Regions from separate parts of the Homo sapiens genome. Here region 2 is linked to region 1. Evidence: chromatin loops called from intact Hi-C (ENCODE). Cell type or tissue: endothelial cell of umbilical vein. All regions are shown on one strand. Links, peaks and the distances in the headings refer to the core of each region. The heading gives the core; the rest is flanking DNA. Region 1 overlaps STK10 (serine/threonine kinase 10). Region 2 has its middle 160 kb from the start of SMIM23.

Region 1 (7,500 bases), core at 1,129-6,128:
CTGGGACTACAGGCGCCCACCACCACACCCAGCTAATTATTGTATTTTTAGTAGAGACAGGGTTTCACCACATTAGTCAGGCTGGTCTCGAACTCCTGACCTCAGGTGATCTGCCTGCCTTGGCCTCCCAAAGTGCTGGGATTACAGGCGTGAGCTTCCGCACCCAGCCGAGAAAAAGTTTTACATCAATGTGAAAGTAAAACGTGGTAACTAGACTTTACAAAGTGATTTTGGAAAAGGTATGAGATTTGCCAGATAATTTTTTTTTTAATCATCAAGGTAGAGGGAAATGGTTTTACCTAGCACAGAAGATATGTAGTCACATGAAAGAATAAGATTCCTAATGAAAAACCAGAAAATAGCCAGAATCCCTAACTGTATAGTACTGATTAAGTAGATAATAAACATTCATAGGGTGGTGGGTTAATTAGCCACTTAAAACGATGTTTCTGGCCAGGCGCTGTGGCTCACACCTGTAATCCCAGCACTTTGGGAGGCCGAGGTGGGGAGATCAGCTGAGGTCGGGAGTTCGAGATCAGCCTGACCAATATGGAGAAACCCTGTCTCTACTAAAAATACAAAATTAGCTGGGCATGGTGGCGCATGCCTGTAATCCCAGCTACTCGGGAGGCTGAGGCAGGAGAATGGCTTGAACGCGGGAGGTGGAGGTTGTGGTGAGCCGAGATCACACCACTGCCCTCCAGCCTGGGCAACAAGAGCAAAACTCCATCTCATAAATAAATAAATAAATAAATAAATAAATAAAGTTTCCAGAGAACTTTTAGTAACATTGTTAAATGTTCATAATGTAATGTAAGTGAAAAAACTCAGTATATAAAGCTGTATATGAAAATCCCTTCCCATCTTTTACCTAGATTACTGTAAGCACCCTGATTGTCAGCCACCCTCCAGCCCCTGTCCCTCCAATTTGTTTTTTTACAGTGCAGCCAATCATCTGCCTACAATATCAAGCAGAGGCCATACCTTGTTTGCAGGATAAAATCCAAATTCCTCTTCATGGTTTGCATATATCTCTCCCTAGTCAAGCCTCCTCTCCAACTTTATTTTTGTCAACTACCCATCTTATGCTCTAGTCTCAAACTTATAACCTCCCAGCCGAGATATTTCCTCTGAGCACCAGATGTGTGTACACAAATGACATCTCTCTGTGGATGTCTCATAGGCATCAAATTTATTATTTTACTTATTTTATTTTGTGAGATGAAGTTTTGCTCTTCAGGGTCTTTCTCCCATTATCTTGATGAATAGTACCTGGCTCCCTTCTAGTCATTTAATCTCTTTAGGAAATTGTCACTTAGCCACACCCTTAGTATTCTCTCCCAAGCTTACTTTTTCACTCTTTACATGGCCAAGCTGAGAACTTTCTAGATCTATTCTGCTTCTCTTTTAATTATAAATTCTGTCTTTAAGTCATTTCTTTGCTCTTGCATCTCACTGTATGTCATTGAAAGCAGCCATGCAGCAGCCTGAATGCTTTGTTGCTTAGCTGCTTTTTTTTTTTTTTTTTTTTGCCAGATACCCTAGTTCATTGCTCCTAAATTCCATAAAGTCCTAGGACACAAACAGAATTCCACCAAGTTATTTTCAACTATGTAACAAGAATGGCCTTTACTCCAGTCTCTAATACCTTGTTCCTCATTTCCATTTGAGACCTCACACAGAATGGCATTTACTGTCCATATTTCTATCAACATCCGGGTCATGAGCATTTAAGTAATGTCTTAGAAGATTCAGACTTTCCCCACGGCTCTTCTCTCCTGAGCCCTCACCACAATCACCCTTAATGCTCCATTCACGGCAGTGTAGGCTTTTTCTAGCCTGCTTCTTCCCATTTTTCCAGCCTCTACCCATTACCCAGTTCCAGAGTGGCCTCTACATTTTTCACAGGTGTTTGTTATAGCAACAGACCACTACTCAGTACCAATTTTCTCTCTTAGTCAGTTTTCTGCTGCTATAACAGAATACCATAGACTAGGTAAATTGATAAAGAACAGAAGTTTATTTGACTCACTGTTCTGGAGGCTGGGATGTCCAAGAGCATAATGCCAGTGTCTGGCAAGGGTAATCCCATGGCACAAAATAGAAGACAGAAGTGAGCACATGAGACAGAGAGAGGGAATTGGGCAAACTCATCCTTTTTTTGGGGTGGGGAGGGGGGAACGGAATCTTGCTCTGTCACCCAGGCAGGAGTGCAGTGGTGCAATCTTGGCTCACTGCAACCTTCGCCTCCTGGGTTCAAGCGATTCTCCTGCCTTAGCCTCCTGAGTAACTGGGATTACAGGTGTCCGCCACCACATCTGGCTAATTTTTGTATTTTTAGTAGAGATGGAGTTTTCACCATGTTGGCCAGGCTGGTCTTGAACTCCTGACTTCAGGCGATCCACCCACCTCAGCCTCCCAAAATGCTGGGATTACAGACGTGAGACACCATGTCGGGCCAACTCATCCTTTTTATCAGGAATCCATTCCCATGATAACTAACTCACTTCTGCAATAATGGTATTAGTCCATTCATGAGGGCAGAGCCCTCATGACCTAATCACCTCTTAAAGATTCCACCTCTCAATATCCTTATAGTGGCAATTAAATTTCAATGAGTTTTGGAGGGGACATTTACACCATAGCAAGGCGTCAGCTAAAAAGTCCTACTTCCGGCCGGGTACAGTAGCTCACGCCTATAATCCCAGCACTTTGGGAGGCCAAGGCAGGCGGATCATGAGGTCAGGAGTTCGAGACCAGCCTGACTAACATGGTGAAACCCCGTCTCTACTAAAAATATAAAAATTAGTCTGGCGTGGTGGTGGTGCATGCCTGTAATTCCAGCTACTCAGGAGGCTGAGACAGGAGAATCGCTTGAACCCGGGGGGTGGAGGTTGTAGTGAGCCAAGATCACGCCACTGCACTCCAGCCTGGGCGACAGAGCTTGATTCCATTAAAAAAAAAAAAAGTCTTACTTCCTCCCCTCATGGAGCCTGCAGTCTTCCCTTTCCTTCTGAAAGCCTCAAACCTCTGTGGCCAAAAAACTCTTTTAACCTCATCTCAGTCTTTTTCAGCTGGTCTCTTGAATTGCTAAGGCCATGATTTCAACTGTCCTTCCCCTGAGTAAACTCCCCTTCTTCTGACTGCCCTTGGGATAGATAAGTGTTTTAGCCTGGCATGTTAGTCTGGACCTGTCCATCTCTTCAGCCTCATGACCCATAAAGCATTTACCCTAAACGATATCGCAGTCTCTGAATGCACACGTTCTGGCACATACTAGTTTGTCTTCCAAGACTCAGCATCACCTTCTCTGGGAAGTCTTCCCTGATTCTCCCAGGCAACGTCAGTCTGAACTTACACTCTGCTTTTCCAGGTCTGTTTCCCTACAAGGACAAGGAGACAGTGTCAGTGTCTTACTCATCTCGGCATCTCCAGCACATGGTGCTTAAGAGGTGTCGAATGAGGAATGATCTCATTTCCCGAGTCCTAAGAATCCTCTAATGCACTGTTGTTTTGTCAGTTTCATGAATTATTTTTCACTAGAACCTCAATCATTTTTCTAGCCCTTAATGGCAGGCAGGCCGGCTGCTTATTTGTTTGTATCCCCCAGACAGTAATCAATGTGAACTCCGCACTGACCTTGTGGCTGCGGCCTGCCCCCTGCTGGTCAGAAGGTTTCTGGGACAGAGACAACTCAAGGCTGAAGAAACAGGGGTTCTAAATCATTTTTTGCGCCGTGGACTCCTTTGGCATTCCACAAAGAATATGAATCCCTTCTCAGAATAATGCATATTTTTTGAGACAGTCTCGCTCTGTCGCCCAGGCTTCAGTGCAGTGGCACGATCTCGGCTCACTGCAACCTCTGCCTCCTGGTTCCAGCCATTCTTATGCCTCAGCCTCCCGAGTAGCTGGGAATACAGGTGTGCCACCACGCCTGGCTAATTTTTGTATTTTTAGTAGAGACGGGGTTTCACCATGTTGGTCAGGCTGGTCTCAAACTCCTGACCTCAAGTGATCCACCCGACTCGGCCTCCCAAAGTGCTAGGATTACAGGCTTGAGCCACTGCGCCTGGTGGCTTCTCAGAATAATATTTTCAAGTGTGTAATATAAAGCACATAGATTACAAATGAAACCAATCATATGGAATACAGGTAACAAAATACTGGAAAACCTGTATATATTTTGTATGTGATATATATGCCCATGTAATGTGATATATGGATGTATATACACATATGCACGTTAAATAACAAGATCTAGTAATAGGTCTAATAGCTACTGTAATTTCAAAGTGATAAAAATATTTTGAGATCTCTACCACAGCTGCAATGTGATATGAAATATCTGGGATTTCTACTGGTGACAGTCACAGCTACTGCTAATACTACTACAGTTTGTAGTAAAACTAAAGACCAAATCTTTTGCCATCCAGATACCAAGACACCCTGAATTCTACATATGGATCCATTGTGGGAAGAGTCTATGGACCCAAAGTTAAGAAAGCCTGAATCGTGTTTCAGAGGCATGGCAGACAGATTCTTTTAAATACGGCAGGGATGGCTAGTGGCTAGGCATCTGTACGACCCTTGATTAGTTCAAGTGGCAGTTGAGTGAGACACGGGAGGTATGCCAGAAACACCTCTGGCAGAAGGTCCAGGTTTGAACCTTATAGGCGTCACTTACAGTGTTTTGAGAACTGGCTTGACCCTTCCCTTTGCCTAGTGCCCATTTCCTCATCTAGAAAATGAGAATGAGCCTGGTGTGGTGGGGGGTGGCTCACACCTGTAATTCCAGCTGTTTGGGAGGCTGAGACAGGAGGATTGCTTGAAGCCGGGAGTTTGAGACCAGCCTGGGCAACATAGTGATCCCCCCTGCCCTGTCGCCTGTCTCCACAAAAAAAAGCCAGGCACCGTGGCTCATGCCTATAATCCTAGCTACTCAGGAGGATAAAGTGGGAGGATCATCTGAGCCCAAGAGTTTGAGGTTACGGTGAACCATGATCATGCCACTGCACTCCAGCCTGGGTGATAGGGAGACCCTGTCTCTAAAAAAATAATAAATACATAAAATGGGAATGATGGTGTCTTCCTCCGATTGTTGAAAGGATTCAGTACATTAACAGGTGAAAACTTTTTGGGGTCAATGAATGTTTGTTGTTAAATGAGAATGATATTAAATGTCTGTAGAGAACATGCCCCATGACATGCTCTCTCTCAGCCAAGCATAATGTCTTTCCAAAGAGAAACCCGAAGTCTGAGCTGCCGTATGACCTGGGAGGCACCTGCGTACTTGGAAGATAAGCCCTTTCTTGCCGGGTGAGTATGGTTAAGTGTGCCCTGCTTTCCACCCCAATCCAAAAGAACAACCTGAACGGCAAATAACCTTGTTATTTTATTAGAAGCATATTTACATTCTTGTAGTTAACTTTCCAGAGAACATTTTACAAAAATTTTGTATAAAGTCTGGAAACTACATAAAAATAATTTCTATCTTTCATAAAGGGAAAATAAAAGTTAGTTACATTTACTCTAAAACCAGACAGAGGAAAAAAACCCAGTTCTGTCTGTCCCTTATACAGAAAGCACTAACACAGGGCACGAGGAATACCGCGTGGGCCTCTCAGAGATGGGCATTGCACGGTGGCTCCACGGTGAGGCTAGGTGACCCCGCCAGTCCCCATCCAGAAAAGCACAGGGGAGCTCTGAGGGCTCAGGCGGCACTGAGCGGGGACGCGGCAACTCCTTGAAGGGCAAAAGTGATGTGAAGGACGAGCCACGAGGGGAATGATCACAGACTTTCACCTGAACCATGAAACTGGCATTTCACCTAATACTTTCTCACACGCCAGGCTACACATGGAAATACTGTAAGCAAAGCCCAAAGCAGCCCTGTCTGGTGGTTCCCAACGCTGGCCTGGCCTGGTAGAACTGGGTCTATGTTCTGCAGTTACACTGCCGCTAGTTCATGTTTCCCCAGCACCAATGCACCAAAGAGAATAAAAGGAGACAATTGTTTCGCTTGTCTCATTTGTGAGAGACCTAAAAAACACCCCCATCTGGGTCAAATTCTGCAGCAGGCAAGCTAAATGCTCACTAACCTGAGAACCATTGCTAGCTCCAAGAGAATCTTGACTGTGCATTTAAGATTTGGGCAGTCCCCTTTTCCTGTTGAAGGGCTGCCCCTCCCTTCCCAAGCATTCAGTTATAACCAATGTTGAGAAAATTTCCAGGGAATTGCTTTAGAAAGACAGAGTATACAGAACCTTAACCTAGCTGGGTGCAGTAGCATGTATCTGTCGTCCCAGCTACTCAAGGTTGAAGCGGGAGAATCAGTTGAGCCACGAGTTTGAGATCAGCTTGGGCAACATATTAGAGACCCTGTCTCAAAGAATTTTTTTTTTTTTTTTTTTTGAGAGACAGAGTCTCGCCCTGTCACCTAGGCTGGAGTGCAGTGGTGTGACCTTGGCTTACTGCAACCTCTGCCTCCTGGGTTCAAGCGATTCTCCTGCCTCAGCCTCCCGAGTAGCTGGGATTATAGGCATGCACCACCACGCCTGGCTAATTTTTGTACTTTTAGTAGAGACAGGGTTTTGCCATGTTGGCCAGGCTAGTCTCGAACTCCTCACCTCAGGTGAGTCACCATGCCCGGCCTAAAAATAAAGAATCTTAAATCTGTAGGAGTGAAGGCGGAAAAAGTCCTCCCAGGAAGTCTCAACCACTCTACCACCAGCGAAACACTACCCAGACTCAATATGCCCGCATGATTACTCCAAATCATTACCAGTTTTGTGTTGTTGTTCTTGTTTGTTGTTTTAAAAAGCAGATATCTTCCTGGAGAAACCATACATTTTATAGTTGTTTCAATAAAATAATTAGAAATCAGGGTGAAAAAAGGTTTCCTTGTAAGTAAACCCGCATACTGGTTCAAACATTTGCTTTTATTGCGTTATATACATTCTGCAGCTGTAGAATCAGAATCTGGGGGAAGCCAACTGAGACCCCGAAGGCCCAGCAGGAGTCCATCTGAGGTACAGAACCTGTGCTTCTGCCATGTTCCTGGGGCAGGGGCATTCCATTTCCCCCTGATGCTTTTTCTTCCTGAAGAGAAGTCCAACAGACTGCCAGCCCAGGTCTGAAATGCAAGGTGGGACTCCTGAACACAGTCGGGGGGATGGGGCAGAGGCAAACAGCCCTCCTGTTTCACCTGCAGACAGGGTGGGCCAGAGTGCTATGGAGCAGACTGGGTTGTGGAAGCCTCGTGTGCTGAGGAATCAGTCCCTGCACACAGGAGCCTGTGCGGGGGCCAGCACGCATCGCAGCCTGGCAGTACAGCCTGTGCTTTTCCATGCCTCCGGTGCCAACACCCCGCACGTGCCACACCAACTGCTCCACCTAACATGCTCAGTGGCACAGGCTCAGGCAGCAAACGTGTTCCAACCCACCTGGGCAGAAGAGGCCAGGCCAGCAGACCAAGTCCTGTGTGTACGCGTATGTGTGTGC
Region 2 (7,500 bases), core at 1,467-6,466, 410 kb before region 1:
CTGTCATGAGACAGACACCGCAACTGTCCCTGGGAAGGGAGGGTCTGTGGCTGTCCTACTTGTTCCCTGTCTTGGGGGAGAGAATTGGGGGTGTCCCTGGATGAGCGGAGAGCCCCTCCGGAAGCAGAGGCACCATCGGGACAGAGGAAAATCTAAGAAGCTCTGGCACAGTTCCTGCTTCCACTACCTTCACCTTTCTTCTTCTTCTTAGAAAATATCAATGTGGAGACAGCTTTATTGTTTTAGAGCAGTAATACATTCTCCTTTTTTTTTGTAATGTCAAAATACAGGTAGGCAAAAAAAGAGACAATAAAAATGCCCAGAGAAGGTCACTGTCCCTCAGGCTCACTTGGTGTATATATACCTTGTGGAACGGCGATTGCTTCTCCCCTGCTTAACACATTGTGAGCACGTTTCCGTGTATACACACCTCTATCGTGATTTTAAATGCGTCCATAACATTCCAAGGATCATCACAGTTTTTTAAACCAATGCCCTAGTGTTGAGCATTTAGGTTGTTTCCAGTATCTCACGGTGAGACGTCTTTCTACTCCTGAGACTCCCTCCCGAGCAGTGGTGTTGCTGTGTTAAAGAGCATGAGCATTTTGTAAGTCTTTGGTGGCCAAAGTGTGCCCTGGGAAGATCTGTCACTCTACCACCCCAGAAAGTATCCAGAGTGCTGTTCCTTCTCACTGTGTTCAAAGCTGGATATGAGTGATCACTTTTTAATCTTCGGTGACCCGATAAGTGAAAAGAAAATCTTGTTTCCACGTGAATGTCTTTGACTACTGCCTCTGCTTTCTTCATTCATTTATTCAACAAAAATGTATTGAGTGCTTATCTTGTGCCAGGCATCCTCTATTGCAGGAAGGGTGGTGGTGCATATTTTAAGCAGAAAATCAAACAATCTCTCCATTACGATTGCAGTCAGTGTTATGAGGAATGGTGGCCTGGGGGAGATGGGCTAGTGGGAGCTTTGGCCTCTTCCACAATCTCTATCAGATTTGATTTTCCTTGCTATGGAAAATGGACCCTTCTCAATGTCATATAAAATTCTCTGTAAATGCAGCTGCATTTCACCCTCGCCCCTACCCCTCTAACCAGATATTCTTCTAAGCACTTCCAACAAAGATATTTCCAGCAACCTTGTTAAGAAGAGCAAGTGCAAGGGGCTATTTCTCTGGCAAGAAAGTCTAGACTATTATCCAAGGCCTGTTTGGGGTGCATTTTCTTCAAAAAGCCTCTGGTTTTCACCAAGACAAACCCCTCTCTCTTTATCACACACTGAAAATCTCTTTAAAAGACTCAATAAACGGAGTAATAGAATCAAGGGTGAATTGTCTTCTCCCCTCCAGTGTAGGTGGACAGAATAAATTCTCTGCATCCCCAGGAGCTCCAGGCCTGGGATGTGGTCCATGAGAAGTAAGTAAGGTGGGTGCTCTTACATACCTATTGTTTTCAACATCTTTTTCAACTGGGAGAATCTTTTTTTTTTTGAGACAGAGTCTCACTTTGTTGTCAGGCTGGAGTGCAGTGGCACAATCTCGGCTCACTGCACACTCCGCCTCCCAGGTTCAAGTGATTCTTCTGCCTCAACCTCCCAAGTAGCTGGGACTAAGAGGCGCATGCCACCACCCAGCTAATTTGTTGTATTTTAAGTAGAGACAGCGTTTTACCATGTCGGCCAGGATGGTCTCAATCTCTTGACCTTGTGATCTACCCGCCTCGGCCTCCCAAAGTGCTGGGATTACAGGTGTGAGCCACCATGCCCGGCCTCAACTGGGAGAATCTTTTCATGATAACTGAGGTTCACAGAACACTTTCTGGGTGCTTGCTTGAATTCACAGATAAGACAATGAATGGCTCAGAAGGGTTGGAGGCCAGCCCAAGGTCACATAAGCAGGAAGGGGGCTAGATGTGAATCCAACTCCCCTGGACCCTGGGGCAGGACCCATGCTCTTGCATTACAGTGAAGTTCCAACTCTGTGCCTCCTTCCTTCCTCTTTGGAACTAAACCCCTGGGAGTCCCTGGCCTTTTGGATTCTGAAGCTTCTAAGGAAGGGATTTTGCCAGAGGTGCCCTGGCCTGGCACTTGTTGGTACCCTCAATTGCAAACTGAGTCCAGAAGCCTGGCAGCCAGAGTGTCTGTCCAGATAGGCATCTGGGCAGTGCCCACAGATGGCCCCAGTGTGATGGGCAATGCGTTAGGCATACTTTCCTTGCTGACTGATGTCATGAGCTCATTAGAGCAACGGGGTTTATAGTACAAGGCAACTATCCAGACAATAAATTAAGCTGCACAATTTAGCACTTAATTATCCTCTCTCTCATCTACTTCACTCTTGTTCCCGGGTGTCTGTCTGGGCCCTCCAGCTAGATGGTAAGATCTTCCCTCTGCCTCACGCCCCACAGTCAATCCATCATGCAGCCCCGTTGGGGCCATCTCGGGAACATCTCTCAAATACTTTCCCTTTTCCACATCCCCACAGCCTTGACCGCAGCCAGCTCTCACTCTCTCTCCCCACTGGATTATTGCCACCCTGGTCTCTCCCGCTTCAATTCCCCTCTCTGCTCCGCCCAAGTTACACAAGCATGGCTTCCCTTGGTCTGAAATCCAAAGTCCCAAAGGTCTTGGCATCCAAAGCCCTTCATGCCCAGGGTGTCTTGCCTGCCTTACCAGCCTCCTCTTCCCAAACCCCCATGTTGGCTGCCCTCCCGCGCAGAATACTAGCTTGAAGATCTTCCCTTATTAGGATCAAAGCCAGCCTCCAGGCTATTTCAATACACGAACTTCTGTATACTCAGTTTCCTCCACGTGGAATATCCCCCTCCCCACACTGACAGCCCTGCCACTCAATTTGCAAACTCATTCTCATCCCAGCAGCCTGCTCTGGAATCTCCTCCTTCAGGAAGTCTAGGGGTATTTACTTGGCAAGCCCTACAGCTGAATCTCTTCATTTCCCATCCCCTCAAAGCCCACCCCAGAGGACGCGCTTCCACAGGGATGCCCCAGATAATAAGATCAACAGGACTGTCTATCTGTGGAGGGCATGGATGGCTACAAAGCACTCTCCCACCCTTGCACTTTGGAGTCCTTATTGTTAAATCCTCAGAATCAAACCACCAAGGATCCCTTTTACAAATCCTTTTATAGATGAGGAAACTGAGGTTCAGATTACAGAGCCAGGTCCCCCTGCCCAACCCTGCCTACGTCTAAAGAGCAGGGACAGTGTTCTAGGGCTCAGGGAGAACAGGCAAGAGGACCCCATGGGGGCACCATGATGGGGGGACGACCATGGAGGACAGGGATGGGGGACAGTCTGAAGCAGGGCTGTCTTTTAATCCAAAGGAGGCTTGGCTGGTCAAATCACAGCACCTCCACCAGGCGTTCCCTTCTGCTCCTCCATTTTGCAGGTGGGTGAATGGAGGCTCAGAGAGAGGGAGGGAGGAGCAGAGGACAAGGTCACAGAGAAATAGGGACCAAGTTAGAGTCAGGTGTCCTGGCTCCCGGTCCAGCTGACCCAGTGGGCTGCAGGTCAGGGAAATCACGTGGTCGCTCCTTCTCTCTGTCCTCCCTTCCCCGAGGGCTTCCTCCATTTCCTGCGTGCCTCCTGGCAGCCAGGCCTCACCCTTGTTTTTAAAGACACAGAGGGCCCCTGTCTGATTTCCTCATTGTGCCTGGCACATAGTGGGTGCTGGGTAAACACTTTTTTTGAGTGGCTTAATTACTGAGTAAGTGAATGAGCACTGGAATTGTAAGATTCCCAGAAGGACCTAAAGCCCTTTATGGGCACAGGTCACAACCATCCTATGAGATCAGTGTCATCACACCCATCTTACAGATGAGGGCGCTGAGGCTCACGGAGGGAACAGAATTCAACCAAAGCTCTATGGTTAGAAAGCAGTTCTCAGCCATCCTAGGAAATAAAACATTACACATGCTATATATATTTTAAAGCAAGGATGTTTTCCTTCTGGTGTCGAAACAGGAAAAGCTCCCTGAGAAGCCCATTGTAAATATCATCGCTTCTTCTCAGGCCTCTGTCAGCTTATGTTATTTTATTTATCAACATTCAGTAGCGTGTGGATTCAAGAACACGTCCTCGAGTGGAACGCCAAAGAAGATGCCTGCTCTAGGGGCCAGAGCGCGCTCCGAGCAGGAAGCCCGGGGCGGGCCGTCATCCAGGCGCAGGGCTGGGTGGGCGTGGGCAGCCCTTCCCAGCGCCTCTGTCTGGGTGGAGCGGCAGGTTGGAGTTGCAGCGGCGTCTCCCTCATTTCCATAAGGGGGAGCCTGTGCGCAGGAGATCCCGTCCCAGCCCGCGCAGCCTCGCCATCCTGGGACCCGCTCCGTCAGGAGTGGCCATTCGGGTGGCACCAGCAGATGTCTACCCTCGAGGGGAGCCACAAGGTTCTGTGCAAACTCTGCCTTCCTCCGTTTATCCTCGTGTCCCCAAGGAAAATGAAGGGGACCACCCAAGGCCCCGTGTAGAAAGAACGTAGCTTTGGGGACAGACGGGACTGGGGCCCCCCTGGCTCCATCCAGGACTAGCTGCATGACCTTCAGCTGGTTACCTCCCCTAGTCCTCAGTTTATCTGTAAAACGGAGCAATACCAATTTTAGAAAGTAATGCAGAGCAGCGACAGACAGTGTCTGGGGCACAGTAAATTCTTTAAAATAAAAGAAATATTAATTACCCTGGTGATTGTTGTCTGGATTATTCATGCAAGTCCTAATTGCCACCCCAACCTTCACAGAAATTTCTGCTCATCCAGGTCCCTGGCTGAGCCTTCAGGGTGATTTACTCAGGGGCTGTGGCCTCCCTGGGCCCAGATGTAGACAAACCCAGCAGAAAGGCATTTTGAGCTTGTGGTTGCAAATATAAAACCAGGTGCTTCTCTTAACAGAAATGATGACAGAGCAAAAGTACCAAAGACTATTTGAGAGAGAGAGACAGAGAGCGCTCATAGCTGAATTCCTACCCAGATTCAGCAACCAGTTTCTCTTTTTTTTTTTACACATCCCCACCCCTAGTCCACACACGTGTTTTGGGACTGTAATATACCAGGTGCTGTTTTATTCCTGACGTGCTGTGGCCTTTGGTCTGAATCACTCCATCTCCTTTTGTTTGGTTCCTGCCAGAAAGCAAAGCACATATTTCACTGTCCCTTCCCCTGGGAGAACTTCTTTGCTGGCCTCCCTTTGCACACCTTCATGGAGCTGCGTTCGGGATAGAACGATGGCATGGCCACACAATCTGCTGCCCTTCGGCCACTTTCTTACACTTTTCTTTTTTTTCCCCAACATAGAAATAGCATATTCTCCCTGATTACTAAAGTAATACATGTGCATCATAAAACATTGGGCAGTTCAAAAGACGAAAGTCACCCAGAGATAACCACCGCTAACATTGTGTCTTATCCTATCAGACTTTCGTGTGTCTGGTGCACACACAAACCTAGTTACAACAAGGAAATCTTACAGGATATGCTGTCGTGTATTCCGATTTTCTTTGTCTGCCTATGTGGTTTTCTTGATCATTCTAAATGGCTCAGAATCATTTCATTGTACGGCAATGTACAATAAAATGTATATACACCAACATGGTGAAACCCTGGCTCTACTAAAAATGCAATATTTAGCTGGACATGGTGGTGTGCACCTGTAGTCCCAGCTACTTGGGAGGCTGAGGCACAAGAATCACTTGAACCGGAGAGGCAGAGGTTGCAGCGAGCCGAGATTGTGCCACTACACTCTAGCTTGGATGACACAGTGAGACCCCATCTCAAAATAAATAAATAAATAAAATATAATGTATACACAATAAAATGTATATGTAAAGTGACTGACAGCATAGTTCATTTAACCAAAATCTCGTATTTTTGGACATTTAGGTTGTTTCCTTTTTCTTTTCTGTTCTTTTTGTTTTTTAAGCCTTTAGTTTGGAAATAAATATAAATTCATAGGAAGCTGCAAAGATAATACAGACAATTCCTATGTACCCTTCATCTGGTTTTTCCCGATGGTGGCATCTTACATAACTCTAGTACAATGTCAAAGTCAGGATATTGACGTGAGTGCAGTCTGTGTGTATAGTTCTAGGTCATTTTATCCCATGTTGATGATCTGTGTAACCACCACCACAATCAAGACACAGAACTATTCCATCATCATCATGATTTCCCTCGGGATACCCTGGAGGATCACACCCGCTCATCTCTCCTCTTCTTCCTAACCACTGGCAATCGCCAGCCTGTTCTCTAGCTCTATACTCTTGTCATTTTGAGAAATATATTATATATATATATGTGTATATATATATATATAAAACGTTATGTATGTATGTATATTGATTTGATTTTTCGTGTGTGGCATGTGTGTAGGAGGTGAACGAGAGGAGAGTGGGAAGGGCAAAGTTTTCTCTGAATCATCCAAACTTGCCCAGCCTAGTGGCTGTTCAGCACTTGAAGTATGGCTACTTCAAATGGAGATGTGCTGTAAGTATAAAATGCACACTGGATTTGAAATCCTTAAAAAAATTAGAAAGAAAGAAAACTCATTTGTCATGTTTTGTATCGACTATACACTAAATTTATAATATGTGGATATATATTAAGTTAAGCAAAATATATAATAAAATTATTTTTACCAGTTTCTCTTTACTTTTCTAATGTAGCTACTGGAAAATTAAAACTTATGTATGTGGCTTGCACTTGCGGTTCACACTGTGTTTCAGTTGGGCAGCAAGGGCCCAAACCCTCCCTCCCACAGCCCTTTAGGATCCACGGTGGGCAGGGACAGTGTGGTGGCCAGAGCCAAGGCCTCAGCTCTCAGCCACCGCAAGACAGTCAGCTGGTCCCTGTGGTTCTGGTCTCAACAGCCAGTACACAACCACAGACCCCACAGTGTGGTGGAAAAGAGCTTGAGGTCAGAGAGACCTTGGTTTCAATCCTAGCTCCTTTAGAGTGTTCTTGGATTTGAACTTTTATCCCCTTCCATTTCCTTATTCCTAAAATGGGGGAACTCACCCCATAACATTTATGGAGACTTTTTTTTATTCAACCAATTGTTACTGAACCTACTACATGCTTTCGCAGCCTAGAAGGAGGCTCACGTGGCGCTCCAGCGCTCATTGGACCCTCTTTGCTGCCTCCAGAGACACTCTCTCGCCCAGGCAGGAGTGCAGTGGTGCAATCTCAGCTCACTGCAACCTCGGCCTCCGGGTTCAAGCAATTCTCCTGCCTCAGTCTCCTGAGTAGCTGGGATTACAGGCACCTGCCATCATGCCTGACTAATTTTTGTATTTTTGGTAGAGATGGGGTTTCATCATGTTGGTCAGGCAGGTCTCAAACTCCTGACCTCAAGTGATCTGGCCACCTCAGCCTCCCAAAGTGCCGGGATTACAGGTGTGAGCCACTGCACCAGGCCCTGCTCAGCACTTCTTATGAGCCCACTGGCTGCCTGTGCTGAGATTCACCTCCGCCATTCCTTTATGACTTTAG

Evidence for each region. Hi-C counts contacts between places; a loop is a spot of excess contacts. Peaks named below come from ENCODE experiments on the same cell type or tissue, not always from the same donor. Only the 100,000 strongest peaks of a DNase experiment are listed, where the experiment ranks them.
Region 2: a loop joins it to region 1, with 2.5 times the contacts of the local background. A loop is called at or near these places in 7 of 110 quality-filtered maps.

What each region holds. Positions count from the first base shown.
Region 1 is chr5:172,036,700-172,044,199 of GRCh38, forward strand. It overlaps STK10 (serine/threonine kinase 10), which reads right to left. Exons shown (of 19, transcript NM_005990.4): 19 at 5,380-7,500. Among named protein-coding and RNA genes, the nearest start is that of FBXW11, 34 kb to the left of the region's middle. In endothelial cell of umbilical vein, for the core only: a CTCF peak has its summit at 3,647 (motif pointing left); a DNase peak (open chromatin) is centred at 3,632.
Region 2 is chr5:171,625,970-171,633,469 of GRCh38, forward strand. No RefSeq gene overlaps it. Among named protein-coding and RNA genes, the nearest start is that of SMIM23, 160 kb to the right of the region's middle. In endothelial cell of umbilical vein, for the core only: a CTCF peak has its summit at 4,283; a DNase peak (open chromatin) is centred at 4,262; H3K4me3 peaks cover 243 bases; H3K27me3 peaks cover 881 bases.